Linked DNA regions of Homo sapiens: region 1 is linked to region 2. The links are chromatin contacts, found by Hi-C or POLR2A ChIA-PET in ENCODE. All regions are on one chromosome and are shown on one strand. Each heading gives the region's core, a stretch centred on a gene start or an enhancer-like site at or near the end of the contact. The rest is flanking DNA. Distances are from core to core; before and after follow the strand shown. Region 1 holds the start of KRTAP5-10 (keratin associated protein 5-10). Region 2 holds the start of KRTAP5-3 (keratin associated protein 5-3).

The links. Hi-C counts contacts between places; a loop is a spot of excess contacts on that map. ChIA-PET counts read pairs that join two places held with the same protein, here RNA polymerase II (POLR2A).
Region 1: a map of GM12878 shows a loop between it and region 2 (168-fold over the local background). The contact joins the promoter of KRTAP5-10 here to the promoter of KRTAP5-3 in region 2. A Hi-C loop is called at or near these places in 11 of 168 maps with a recorded cell type or tissue (GM12878, GM13976, HL-60/S4 and 6 more). POLR2A ChIA-PET finds 5 or more read pairs at or near these places in 1 of 52 experiments (Panc1).

What each region holds. Positions count from the first base shown.
Region 1 is chr11:71,564,280-71,571,126 of GRCh38, forward strand. KRTAP5-10 (keratin associated protein 5-10) reads left to right here and starts at 1,284. Exons shown (of 1, transcript NM_001012710.2): 1 at 1,284-2,456. The coding sequence starts at 1,309. The coding sequence ends at 1,917. It also overlaps the pseudogene KRTAP5-13P. RefSeq lists an enhancer at 1,671-2,486.
Region 2 is chr11:1,607,178-1,614,009 of GRCh38, forward strand. It overlaps KRTAP5-3 (keratin associated protein 5-3), which reads right to left and starts at 1,286. Exons shown (of 1, transcript NM_001012708.2): 1 at 388-1,286. The coding sequence starts at 1,208. The coding sequence ends at 492.

The sequences.
Region 1 (6,847 bases), core at 34-2,533, about 70 Mb after region 2:
GAGCAGCTGCAGGGGGTGAACCCTGCAAAGTCACGAGGGTGGAGTTCCCCAAGGCCTTAGGAGTCCACCCCTCACTCCAGTGTACCCTGGATGTGGGACTGGGAGTCCAAGGACATTATTTTGGAGCTTTAAGATTTAATGGCTGCCCTGCTGGATTTCAGACATGCATGGGGTCCGTAGCCCCTTCCTTTGGGCTGACTTCTCCCTTTTGGAATGGGAATGTTTACCCAATGCTTCTACCCTCATTGCATCTTGTAAGTAAATAATGTATTTTGATTTTCACAGGTTCATAGGTAGAAGGAACTTGGACTTGGGACTTCAGACTTGATGTTGGAATGAGTCAAGACATTGAGAGGACTGTTGAGAAGAGATGATCCTATTTTGTGATGTAAGGACATGAGATTTGAGGGGTCAGGGGGATAATGACATAGTTGGGCTGTCCCCTCCAAATCTCTTGTCGAAATGTAATCCCCAGTGTTGAAGGAGGGGCCTGCAAGGAGGTGTTTAGGTCATGGGGGCGGATCCCTCATAACTGGCTTAGCGCCATCTCCTTGGCGATGAGTGTGTTCACTCAGATCTGGTTGTTCGCAAGTGTGTGGCCCCTCCTCACCCCTTGCTCCCATTCTCACCATGTGGCGTGCCTACTCCTGCTTCGCCTTCCACCATGAGGAAAACCTCCCTGAGGGCCTCCCCAGAAGCTGAGCAGAGGTGGGTGCCATGCTTGTGCAGCCTGCAGAACCATGAGCCATTCTAACCTCTTTCCTTTATAAATTACCCAGCCTCAAGTATTTCTTTAGAGCAATGCAAAGAATGGTCTAACACACCCAGAAAGCTGAGACTGGTATGAGTAAAATATAAAGACCATGGATAACTTTTGAAATCTGAAAATGTAAAATTAATATTACTGGGGGAGTTAACACAGGAAAGATGAGAGCATGTGGGCAGAGGCTGTTGCCCATTGGTCACATGTGGTCAGCAGAGAGCAGGTGACCAGCACCCTGGAGCTTTGCAAGAAGTACCAGACAGCCTGGAGTTGAGGTTTTAATTATAGGGGCCAAAACAAACGGGGAAAAAGACAAATTTAGCATACAAAGAAAGTAGATGCTCAACTGAGCCAGGAGGAAGTCACTAGCAAAAAGGAAAAAAACAGAGCTCTGGAAAAATAATGTAAACAGTCACAAGAAAGGGACCCTGTGTCCTGCCTGACATCTGGACAGGTATATAAAGAGCCCGGGCTCAGGGAGCTCCACACCTGCACCTCCCTCTCACCTGCTCCTCTACCTGATCCACCCTCAATCTACCAGAATCATGGGCTGCTGTGGCTGCTCCGGAGGCTGTGGCTCCGGCTGTGGGGGTTGTGGCTCCGGCTGTGGGGGCTGTGGCTCCGGCTGTGGGGGCTATGGCTCTGGCTGTGGGGGCTGTGGCTCCAGCTGCTGTGTGCCCGTCTGCTGCTGCAAGCCCGTGTGCTGCTGTGTGCCAGCCTGTTCCTGCTCCAGCTGTGGCTCCTGTGGGGGCTCCAAGGGGGACTGTGGCTCTTGTGGGGGCTCCAAAGGGGGCTGTGGTTCCTGTGGGGGCTCCAAGGGGGGCTGTGGCTCCTGTGGGGGCTCCAAGGGGGGCTGTGGTTCTTGTGGGGGCTCCAAGGGGGGCTGTGGCTCCTGTGGGGGCTCCAAAGGTGGCTGTGGTTCCTGTGGGGGCTCCAAGGGGGGCTGTGGTTCTTGTGGCTGCTCCCAGTGCAATTGCTGTAAGCCCTGCTGCTGCTCCTCAGGCTGTGGATCCTGCTGCCAGTCCAGCTGCTGCAATCCCTGCTGCTGCCAGTCCAGCTGCTGTGTCCCCGTGTGCTGCCAGTCTAGCTGCTGCAAGCCCTGCTGCTGTCAGTCCAGCTGCTGTGTCCCCGTGTGCTGCCAGTGTAAGATCTGAGGCTCTGAACCCAGACCTTCAGGTTTCACCTGTTTGGTGAAAGCATTTGTTATGATTTCCCTGAATTAATTCATCCCACGCATCCTCCCTGAGGCACCTGCCCCTTCTCCAGCTCATCATCCATGCACGCACCTCCTTCCATGGCTCAGCTCTCCACTGGGCCCTGCCTTCAGCCTCCTCACTCCGGAAATGCATGTTTCCTTGATGCAGGAGGTGGCCTTGCCTGGACGCGGGCACCCAGCCAACTGCCATGGTGTTCCCTGCACTTGGGTGTGGACCATCTTCTTCTTCTCCCTCGGCTGACTGAGATGCAAGGTCTGACCCCACAAGGCCAGGCCAATGTTGCTCAGTGATCACTAAGAACCAGCTTCTCAACCACCATTGGGACCCTGGATCCTCCAGGGCCGCTCGCTGCCTGTTCTCCAGTGGCCACCTGTGACCAGGAAGGTCTCCTTCCTTCCTGTTGTCTCCATCTATTTAAAAACAATAACAAAGTAATGAATGAATTTCCTTACAATAAAGCCTCTCATGTCTGTAAATCAGCTGCATGCTTGGTGCAATTCTGTCCAACCCCTTTCCTGTGCAGTGACTGATTCTGCGTTCTGATCTGTCAGCTAAGCTGGGAAACGCCTGCCAGCAGGCCTGGTACATTCACAAAAAAACCTGCCATTCCCTTCTGTCCTCCTCTCAGCCTCAAATATCTTCAGTCTCTGCTCGCAGGAGAAGAGGGCAAAGCCCGGGAGGATTCAGCATTCAATGCCCGCCCTAGAGGCGCAGAGGGGCAGGCAGGCCCTGAGTCCTGACGACCAGCCAAGCAGGGCTTTGCACAAGACCCATGGCTTCCAGCTTCCCGCTCTCCTCTGGGGCCTCGGAAGGACCCCAGGCAGGGCAAGGTCGGAGGAGGGAGGAGTGAAGCACCGCTGAGCTCCAACGCACTCTGATTCAAACATTCAATTAGCCTTTTACAATTATGAGGTCAACGGCTTTCCATAACTAAAGGTAACCAGGAAGTTACAGAATGGCCCAAGGTGTCCTCGGAGCTCAGTCTCCCGGCAGGAAAGGAGAGTTCCTGGGAAGTGACACATTTGGGGACCCTGAGCCAAGTCCATCTGTTTCATGGTGACATGCCACCACGCTGAGCCTGTTCTCTGACCAGTGTCACAGGCAAGGCTTTAGAAATCACGCACTGGGGAGGAGGAGACAAGAGTGATCTGAGGACAATCTCCAGCCAAGCGAACCCGGAGGGAAAAGGTGGAGGGAAGACAGCACACAGGGAGTGCTGGTGAGAAATGAGCTCCCACAGAACACTCACAGATCTAAGCGACTGCTGATACTGCCGGGGAAGAGCAGAGTGGGAATTTCCAAGACAAATTTCTGAGAGAAAAGAGATGCAATGTAAGGAAAAATGAAATAATCTAGAAATAAAGGCTTAGATTAATTCAGCCACATTTAGGAAAGGGAATAAAAGTGTGTCAAAGGTGCATCTTGCTAGGGGACATGGCTATCGTTAGTTTCACGACGTTAAAAGGAAATGCTGCTTAAGACAGTTCACTCAAAAATCCAAACTGGGAAACTCCAGAAGGTGACAGCAGACATGAACGCAGAGTTCATTACATATGGGCCCTGTACATTCCCACAACCCACAGGACACCGAGCAACTAGGTAACAAAACCGAAAATGCATGCTGGAGACATAACAAAACCAGGTAAGCTGGGCATGGTGGCTCACACCTGTAGCCTCAGCTACGTGGAAGGCTGAGGTGGGAGGATGGCTTGAGCCTGGGAGTTTGAGGCTGCAGTGAGCTGTGATCGCACCCCTGGGATCCAGCCTCAGCAACCTAAAGTGAGATAGTGTCTCAAGAAAAAAAACAAGTGAACCTCAAAGTCCAAGAAGGTGGGGATAAATTTACAAGAGCCACAGTCCCCCAGGGTTTCAGTGTCTGTGTAGGAGAAAGCAAAGAAACATCTAACAGAGCCGAATACAGGGGAACCTCAAAAGAGCCAACAGGTGTGTGCTGGAAAAGCACAGCATGAATTTTGAATTCAGCTCCTGAAATGGGGAAGGTTTTCCTCTCTCCAGTGGAGAGTGGGTGCAAGGGCCCTCAGTAAGTCCCTATAGGCAATAAAAGAAAGCTAGGAAGCCTGCTGTGAAACAGATCACAGTGGTAGCGTACTGTTTCCAAAGGAGCTAATGAACAATGAAAGGAAATGATACCAGACATAAAAGAGGCTGCATGTGGTGGCTCATGCCTGTCATCCCTGCAATTTGGGAGGCCAAGGCAGGAGGATCACTTGAGGCCAAGAGATCAAATCCAGCCTGGACAATAAGGAGAGATCTTATCTCTACAAAAAAAAAAAATTTAAGTACCTGGGCATGGTGACACCCACTTGTAGTCTTGTTTACTCAGGAGGATTACTTGAGACCAGGAGGTGGAGGCTGCAGTGACCTGTGACTGCGCCACTGCACTTCATACTGGGCAACATTCTCAGTGCAGTTGCTGCAAACTCTGCTGCTGCTCCTCAGGCTGTGAATCAACCTGCTCCCAGTCCAGCTGCTGCAAGCCCTGCTGCTCCCGGTCCAGCTGCTGCAAGTCCTGATGTTCCCGGTCCAGCTGCTGCAAGTCCTGCTGTTCCCGGTCCAGCTGCTGCAAGCCCTGCTGCTCCCAGTCCAGCTGCTGCAGGTCCTGCTGCTCCAAGTCCAGCTGCTGTGTCCCTATTTGCTGTCAGTACAAGATCTGATCTTTAACACACAGCCATATTGGCTCTCATCCACATGCTCCAGACAGAGACCAATGTATCAGCATAAAGCCGTGAATCACAGCCCTGGGGTGACTGTTTTCTAGAATGTTGGAGCAGCAGTATTTGGAACAGGAAGAGCCTACACAGGCCCTGTGCGGGGCACAACCCCTCACCACCCTCATCTCACCATGGGTGGCTGTCATGGTGCATGAGACCGCTCCTGCTTCCTCTCTTGCACCACCTCTCTCTACCCTGACATTCTAAACCCTCTCCTCCCAGGCATGGTCCCAAGGAAAGCTCCTGTTGCAATTTGTCTATTGGGCTCTGCAAATTCTGAGCCTTGACCTTGTGAGTCCTTTGAATAAGCGATCCCTTCCCCTCACGAGTCCTGTTTTCAGTGTGGCCCTTTTCCTGCTGTTCCTTTTGAATGAGCCTTTCAACCTCCCTCCTGGCCCTAAAGCACCCCCTTTCTTTGCGCTTCCTGATCACATCAGGCTGTTGGGTGATCCACTCCTTCATGCGGCACAGTTTGCTAAGCACCACTGCATGCACCAGGAGCGCGAGAAGAACGCAGCGTGGCGCCTGGCCTTGGGGTGCTTGGACGGGAGCTGGGGAGCCCCTACGATAGGGTGGAGGGGTAACTGAGGTCCTCCACAGCCAGGTGGCGAGAAGGCCGAGCGGGGCAGATGTGAGAGGGTCTGAGACGCAGCATGACAGGGAAGAGACCAGCCAACTCTAAAAATAGCTTTGGGAGTAGAATTTCAAGCATGGTGACTGCTTGGATGGACGAAGGGCTGGGAGAGGCATAGAGAGAAAGGAGGAGGGAAGGGGGGCTCCCTTGTTCCTGAGCCAGTGCAGAGTCCTCCAGGACCCACTTCTTTCTGTGTCCTGCCCACCCTGTGACCTGGCCAGCTGCACGTTTTCCCAGCAGGCTTGAAGCCACGCTGTGCTGTGAACATTCCCAGGCCCTGAACACTGAGAAAGGTGTTCACGTTGATGCCCAAAACAGTGAAATCTCAAACACGTGGCTAAACATGCAGAAGCTATCTCAGACCCTGAGGCTAACCCCTCACAGCCCCATGTGAGCTCCACGGCCTGGGCCCTCGCTGCAGACATGCCTGCGTGTCCCCCTTCTCTCAGTTGTGACTGTGGCTCAGATGTGCCTACATCTGCCCCCTCTGGCGTTGTGGCCTTGGCTGGCATCCTCTGAAAAAGATGAAGGGAGGGGAAGGGACACAGCCCTCCTGACCTCCCCTGACAAATGCTCTTGACTGACCCCCTCTCTGGAGGGGCTGGGGCTGTCCCTGCATTACTCCCCTGCCACAGCTTTTGGGGTGACTCCAGCAGCAGGACTGGCCAGACAGAACAGTAAGGGAATTGAGACCCACCTTATTGGTCTCAGAACTTTGTATAAATCCCACAGGATAATATTAGCATTGGTTTAAGTGGTTCACTGATTGTTTTAAAGGGATTTGTATTTTAAAGTCTTGATAAAACAAGCAGGGAAAATTCATGCTACCCCTTGATTCTGCCAAAAAACCACCTGCTTCTTGGAAGAGGCCAGACCCCGTTCAGAGCCGCCGTTTACTAATCAGAGGAGAGAGGCTCGCTCAGCAGAGATGCGTGTCTCCTCTTCAAGCTGTGAGAGTCTGAAGCCCTCGGACACCAAAGAAGTGTGTGGAGGGTGTATGGGGGGTTGTGTTTGAATGTGTGCATGTGAGTGCATGAGTGTGTGTGTCAAAGAATATGTGTATGAGTATGCGTATGACTGTGAGTGTGTGTGCAAATATGCATGAGGATTTGCATGAGTGTGTGAGTGCACATGAGTGTATGAGCAGGTACATGAGTGTGTCAGTGTGTGAGTGTGAGTGTGAGATTGAGTGTATAAGTGTGAGTGCATGTGAGCATATGAGTCGGTGTAGGGGTGTGTCAGTGTGTGTGTGTGAGTGAGTCTGAGAGTGTGTGTATGAGTGTGTGAATGCATGTGAGTGTACGAGTTGGTGTAGGGGTGTGAGTGTGTGTGAGAATGTGTGTATGAGTGTGTGAGTCCATGTGAGTGTACGAGTCAGTGTAGGGGTGTGTGTGTGTGAGTGTGAGAGTGTGTTTACGCGCTTGCAGAGAGCTGCTCCCATCACCAGCCCCCGTGGCTGGAACCCCCTGCGGTCATCACTGGAAGTCCTGACCAGAGCTGC
Region 2 (6,832 bases), core at 36-2,535:
AGACTGGGCGCCCCTCCTCCTCAGGAGAGGATCCTGGGGTCTCCAATAATTCCGAGTCCTCTAGGTCAACTCCAAAAGCAATCGGAGCGGTGGCAGCTCAGGCAGGATGAAGACGAAGCGGGGAGGAGCCAGGAGGTTGCGGGGACCGGGGAGAGGCGGCAGCAGGTCGGAGGATTCCAGTGTCAGCGTGTTTCCAGCAGGCTCACAGGAGGGGCCCAGGGATGTGGGATCTTGAAGCCCTGAGAAGGTTGAAGTGGTGGGGTCAGGAAAGGAAGACGGGATTCCGGGAGGGTTGATGGGCAGGACCCAGCATGCCAGAAGCCCTCATGACCTCAGAGGCTGAGCGGCTGAGTACTGAGCCCTGGACGCTAGGCTGCCTTAGTCCAGAGGAGGACAGATTCAGAGACGTGCTTCAGGAATTCAGGACACAGCTGCAATCATTCCTGGAGAGCCCGGATCTGTAGGACCCACTGAGGTTTGTGGGCAGAGCCTCAGATCTTGCACTGGCAGCAAATTGGGACACAGCAGCTGGACTGGGAGGAGCAGGGCTTGCAGCAGCTGGACTGGCAGCAGGATGACCCACAGCCTGAGGAGCAGCAGCAGGGCTTACAGCAGCTGGACTGGGAACAGCAGGGTTTGCAGCAGCTGGACTGGCAGCAGGATGACCCACAGCCTGAGGAGCAGCAGCAGGGCTTACAGCAGCTGGACTGGGAACAGCAGGGCTTACAGCAGCTGGACTGGGAGCAGCTGGGCTTGCAGCAGCTGGACTGGCAGCAGGATGACCCACAGCCTGAGGAGCAGCAGCAGGGCTTATAGCAGCTGCACTGGGAGCAGCCACAAGAACCGCAGCCCCCCTTGGAGCCCCCACGAAATCCACAGACCCCCTTGGAACCCCCACAGGAGCCACAGCTGGAGGAGCAGCAGACGGGCACACAGCAGCTGGAGCCACAGCCCCCCTTGGAGCCTCCACAGGAGCCACAGCCCCCCTTGCAGCCCCCACAAGAGCCACAGACCCCCTTGGAGCCCCCACAGGAGCCACAGCTGGAGCAGGAACAGGCTGGCACACAGCAGCACACGGGCTTGCAGCAGCAGACAGGTACACAGCAGCCGGAGCCACAGCCCCCATAGCCGGAGCCACAGCCCCCACAGCTGGAGCCACAGCCCCCACAGCTGGAGCCACAGCCTCCAGAGCAGCCAGAGCAGCCCATGGTTCTGGTGGGTTGAGGGTGGAGCAGGTAGAGGAGCAGGTGAGAGGGAGGTGTGCAGGTGTGGAGTTCTCTGAGCCCGGGCTCTTTATATTCCTGCCCAGGTGTTTATACTGAACACGTGAATACTTCTGTTGTTGTTTCTGCTATTTCACATGCACAAGTGTTATTTTTAATCTCTCCACAATCCCATGAGCCACCATCAGCTCAAGCCAAGCTGTCCTTTCCTTGGTTTCTAAATTTGGCCTCTTCCTCATAGGTGTTTCCCTTTGTTAGAAGACACTGGGCTCCCTCTCCAGTGGGTGTCCCAGGAGCCTGGGAGGCGGTGGTTGCTTGGCCGAAGGGTGGACCATTGTCCTTGGTGCTCAGGGCTCTCCTCAGCGATGCAGACCCTCCACCCCCTGGCATTGGTGTTTATATCAAGGATGGTCATTTGGTAAAAAATAAAATAAAATAAAAATTAAAAAAATAAGCTGAAAGAAAGGCTGTCTATAGGTTCCACCGCTTAAAAACTTCAAGTATAAATATTTTGTCAAATCTGTAAAACAAAGTTTTGAAGAGCATGGATTTGAGTGTGGCCCTGGTTCTCCTTTGTCTTTCTTACCTCTTCCTCCTGCGGTTTGGCTCACTCCTCCAGACACGGATTAGACCCACGTTCCCTTCAGGCAAGCTGGGCTCACAGAGGGAACAGAGGAACAGGACCCTTTCTAATGCTTTTGAGTTTTCCTCTATTAATTCTTTGTAAAAATTCTACAAATCAATGGATATTCTTCAAGTTTATTCTTCTTGAAGGCTACAAAAATTTTGATTAGCCAACCTCTCTAACACACTTTTATTTTCTAAAAGATTAATTTTAATATTTTTTTTTTGAGAAGGAGTATCGCTCTTGTCACCAGGGCTAAAGTGCAGTGACGCAATCTCGGCTCACTGCAATCTCTGCCTCCTGGGTTCAAGCAATTTTCCTGCCTCAGCCTCCCCAGTAGCTGGAATTACAGGCGCCCACCACCAGGCCTGGCTAATTTTTTTGTATTTTTAGTGAAGACAGAGTTTCACCATGTTGGGCAGGCTGGTTTCGAACTCCTGACCTCAGGTGAACCACCCGCCTCAGTCTCCCAAAGTGCTGGGATTACAGGTGTGAGCCACTGCACCCAGCCAAATTTTAATTTTTTATTAAGGTAAAATTTACATGCAGTGAAAAAAAATTTTTTTTCTGAGTCTCCCTCTGTCACCCAGGCTGGAGTGCAGTGATGCAATTTCAGCTCACTACAACCTCTGCCTCCCGAGTTCAAGCAATTCTCCTGCCTCAGCCTCCCAAGTAGCTGGGATTACAGGCACCCACCACCACACCCAGCTAATTTTGTATTTTTAGTAGAGACGGGGTTTCACTATGTTCGCCAGGCTGGTCTCGAACCCCTGACCTCAGGTGATCCACCTGCCTTGGCCTCCCAAAGTGTTGGGATTACAGGCATGAGCCACCAGGCTTGGGCTGCATTTTTTTTTTTTTTTTTTTGAGACGGGGTCGCATTCTGTCGCCCGGGCTGGAGGGCAGTGGTGTGATCCTAGCTCACTGCAGCCTTGGTCTCCTGGGCTCTGCACATATTTTGAGTGTACAATTCCATGAGTTCCGCTAAACATGTACTCGTGTGCCCATCACTCCAACCATGACCAACTGCTTCACCCCCAGAAGTTTCCCTTTCGCCGCCTTCCCTTCCTGCCCATCGCTCCAGGCACAGCTCTGCTGACCAGTTGTGCCTGTTGTTGAATGTTGCAAAAATGAAATCATTAAAAATGTACTCTGGTTTCTTTCCCTCACGATGTTATTCTGTGTGTCAATGATTTGCTCTTCTTCTTTTTTTTTTTTTTTTTTTTTTTTTGAGACAGGGTCTTGCTCTGTCACCCAGGCTGGAGTGCAGAGTGGTGCGCTCATGGCTCACTGCAGCCTCGACCTCCTGGGCTCAAGCGATCCACCTGCCCCAGCCTCCCAATGTGCTGGGATTACAGGCATGAGCCACCACGCCTGGCCTTCTTCTTCTTTTGTAATCACCGCATAGTGTTTCTGTAGCAGGGCGAGCCGCAGACAAGAACCCCTCAGACACTGAATTGTAGAAGGAAAGGGCTTTATTCAGCTGGGAGCATTGGCAGACTCAGGTCTCCAAAAACCAAGCTCCCCAAGTGAGCAATTCCTGTCCCTTTTAAGGGCTTACAACTCTAAGGGGGTCTGTGTGAGAGGGTCGTGATCGATTGAGCAAGCAGGGGGTACGTGACTGGGGGCTGCATGCACCGGCAATCAGAACGGAACAGGACAGGACAGGGATTTTCACAATGCTTTTCCATACAATGTCTGGAATCTATAGATAATATAACCGATTAGGTCAGGGGTCAATCTTTAACTACCAGGCCCAGGGTGTGGCACCGGGCTGTCTGCCTGTGGATTTAGTTTTTACTTCTTTTTTCTTTGGAGACAGAAATTGGGCATAAGAAAATATGAGGGGTGGGGCCCCCCTTATTCCATGTAAAAATATTCTCCACTGCGTTCCCCCGTTCTCACGTTCATACATATTTGAATCGTTCACAGTTTGGGGCGATGATGAATAACACATAATCATGCCTTCCAGTCCTTCCGTATTCATGTTTTTAGTTTTAATTTTTTGGTCAAATATTGAGGACTGGCCTTGCTAGACCATAGAGTAGTGTATGCTTAACTTGCTAAGAAACAGACAGCTTTCCAAATGCTCATGCTGCTTTCCCCCTCCCCAGCAATGCCTGAGAGTGTCCGCTGCCCCAGGCCTGTCAGTACCAGCCAGCGGCTTTTCAAATGTGAGGCATCGGATGGGTGTAAAATCGCATCTCGTGTGCATTTTGACCTGTGTTTCTCTGATGACTAATGTTCGCAAGGATTCTTTCTTGCACTTATTGGACATTTGCACATCTTTCTTGTTAAAAAGTTTTGCTAAAATTGTTTGCCCATTTTATTGTGATTTTTTTTTGTCTTTTTGTTATTGAGTTGTTGGAACTCTTCATAAATTCTATATCAAGAATGAATATGTGAAGTGCTTTGCCATATGTACGTATATATATTTACATATATATTTCATATACATGTGTATATGTGTGTATATAATATATATATGTAGAATATATATATTGTATATAATTTTCTAGTATTTGACTTGCCTTATTGTTATCTGAACTTTTTATATGGAAATGTTTTTGATTTTGAAGTCCACGTTAACATTTGTTTTGACAGCTAGTGCTTTCTTGTGACCTCTTTGAAAACCCTTTTTCCTAGCATTTCCTTTAGAAGCATTAGAGTTTTAGTTTCTATATTTAGTTCTATGATGGATCTCAAGCTAATTTTTGCGTGTAATGTGAGGTAGGAGTTGAGATCCATTTTTTCACATTTTCATCCAATTGTTTCAGCAGCATTTGATAAAAAGACCTTCCTGGCCAGGCGCAGTGGCTCACGCCTGGAATCCCAGCACTTTGGGAGGCCAAGGAGGGCAGATCACCTGAGGTCAGGAGTGCAAGACCAGCCTGGCCAACATGGCAAAACCCTGTCTCTACCAAAAATACAAAAATTAGCCAGACATGGTGGGGGGCGCCTGTAATCCCAGCTACTCAGGGGACTGAGGCAGGAGAATCGCTTTAACCCGGGAGGTAGAGGCTGCGGTGAGCCGAGACTGCAGCACTGCGCTCCAGCCTGGGTGACAGAGTGAGACTCTGTCTCGATATAAACAAACAAACAAACAAACAAACCGTGCTTATCCCACTGAAATCACTGGTGTTTTTAATGAGAATCAGCCGACACGATGGCGAGTTTCTTCCTGTGTCCCGCTCCGCAGGTCTGTATGCCGCTTCCTAATGCAAACACAGCGTCACTGTGACATTATGGGAGGTTTTGAAGTTAAGTATTGTGAGACTCCAACTTCATTCTTCTTTTTAAAGATTGTTTTGTTTGTTTCCAATTCCTTTACTTCTCCAGCTAAATTTTAGAACCAACTTGATCATCTCAAATACCAAAAAACCCGTTGCTGTTGCAATAGACAGCTGAGGCACGGGAAAGACCCTGGAGAGAGCCCCTGTGCCATGTGGGCAATTGGAGAAGGCTGAAGGCTGAAGCTGGAGTTCTAAGACTGGGAAATGCCTGCTCACTCCAGCCCCCACCCCCATCACCAGACTATGGAGCCCGTGGGAACAAAGGTAACTGCACCCACCAAGTCTTTGTCTTTCCTCTTTTCTTTTCTTTCTTTCTTTTTTTTTTTTTTTTGAGACGGAGTCTCGCTCTGTCACCCAGGCTGGATGCAGTGGCCCGATCTCGGCTCACTGCAAGCTCCGCCTCCCGGGTTCACGCCATTCTCCTGCCTCAGCCTCTCTGAGTAGCTGGGACTATAGGCGCCCGCCACCACGCCCTGCTAATTTTTTTTTTTTTTTTTTTGTATTTTTAGTAGAGACGGGGTTTCACCGTGGTCTCGATCTCCTGACCTCGTGATCTGCCCGCCTCGGCCTCCCAAAGTGCTGGGATTACAAGTGTGAGCCACTGCGCCCGACCTGTCTTTCCTCTTTTATAAAATGCCTGCTGATGTCTATGAGTTGGTTCCTCTGTTTAGTTGTTTTCTTTGCTTGCTAATTGGTGTGAGCTCTTTGGGTTTTCAAATGCTGAGCCACGGTCAGCTTTATTTTATTTTATTTTATTTTATTTTATTTTATTATTATTATACTTTAAGTTTTAGGGTACATGTGCACAACGGGCAGGTTTGTTACATATGTATCCATGTGCCATGTTGGTGTGCTGCTCCCATTACTCGTCATTTACTCAGCAAACTATCGTGTGGTCAGCTTTTATGTTGCAAGATCCTCCTTGGTTCATCTTTTCATTCTCGCGAGGCCTTCCCTTGTTAAATGAGAATCCTTGAGTGTTTAATTTTAACTTATCAATTCACCCACCTCTTCCTTTAGAATTAGAGTATTTGGGGCCTTATTTAGGAAATACTTCTCTGAGATCATGATATATTTTTCTGTAAAAGTTGAAAACTTTTGTCATCTGTTTTAAAATCTTGAATCAGGTATATGTGATGGTTAATTTTATGTGTCAATTTGGCTGGATCCCAGGGTGCCCGGATATTTGGCTGAATGTTATTTCTTGGTGGTCGGTGAGGGCAGTTTCTGGATGAGACCAGCATTGGGATCAGTGGACTCAGGAAAGCAGACGCCCTCCCCAATGTGGGTGGCTTCCTCTGATCCACTGAGGGCCCGAATAGATCAAAACGTGGAGGAAGTCCCTTTCTGCCTGACCGCTCCAGCTGGCACATCGGTCTCCTGCCCTCGGACTTACACTCACACCGTCAGCTCCCTGGTTCTCGGGCCTTTGGACTTGAACAGAATGACCCCGCCGGCTTTCCTAGGTCTTCAGCTTACAGACAGCAGATCATGGAGCTGCTCAGCCTCCAGAATCGCATGGGCCAATTCTTCATAATCATCTGTGTATCTGTGTATCTCTCTCTGTGTGTATGTATGTATGTATGTATCTATCTATCTATCTATCTATGTAACTATGTAGCTATGTATCTATTTATCTATGCATGTATCTATCATCTATGTATCTATATATGTATCTATCCATCTATGTA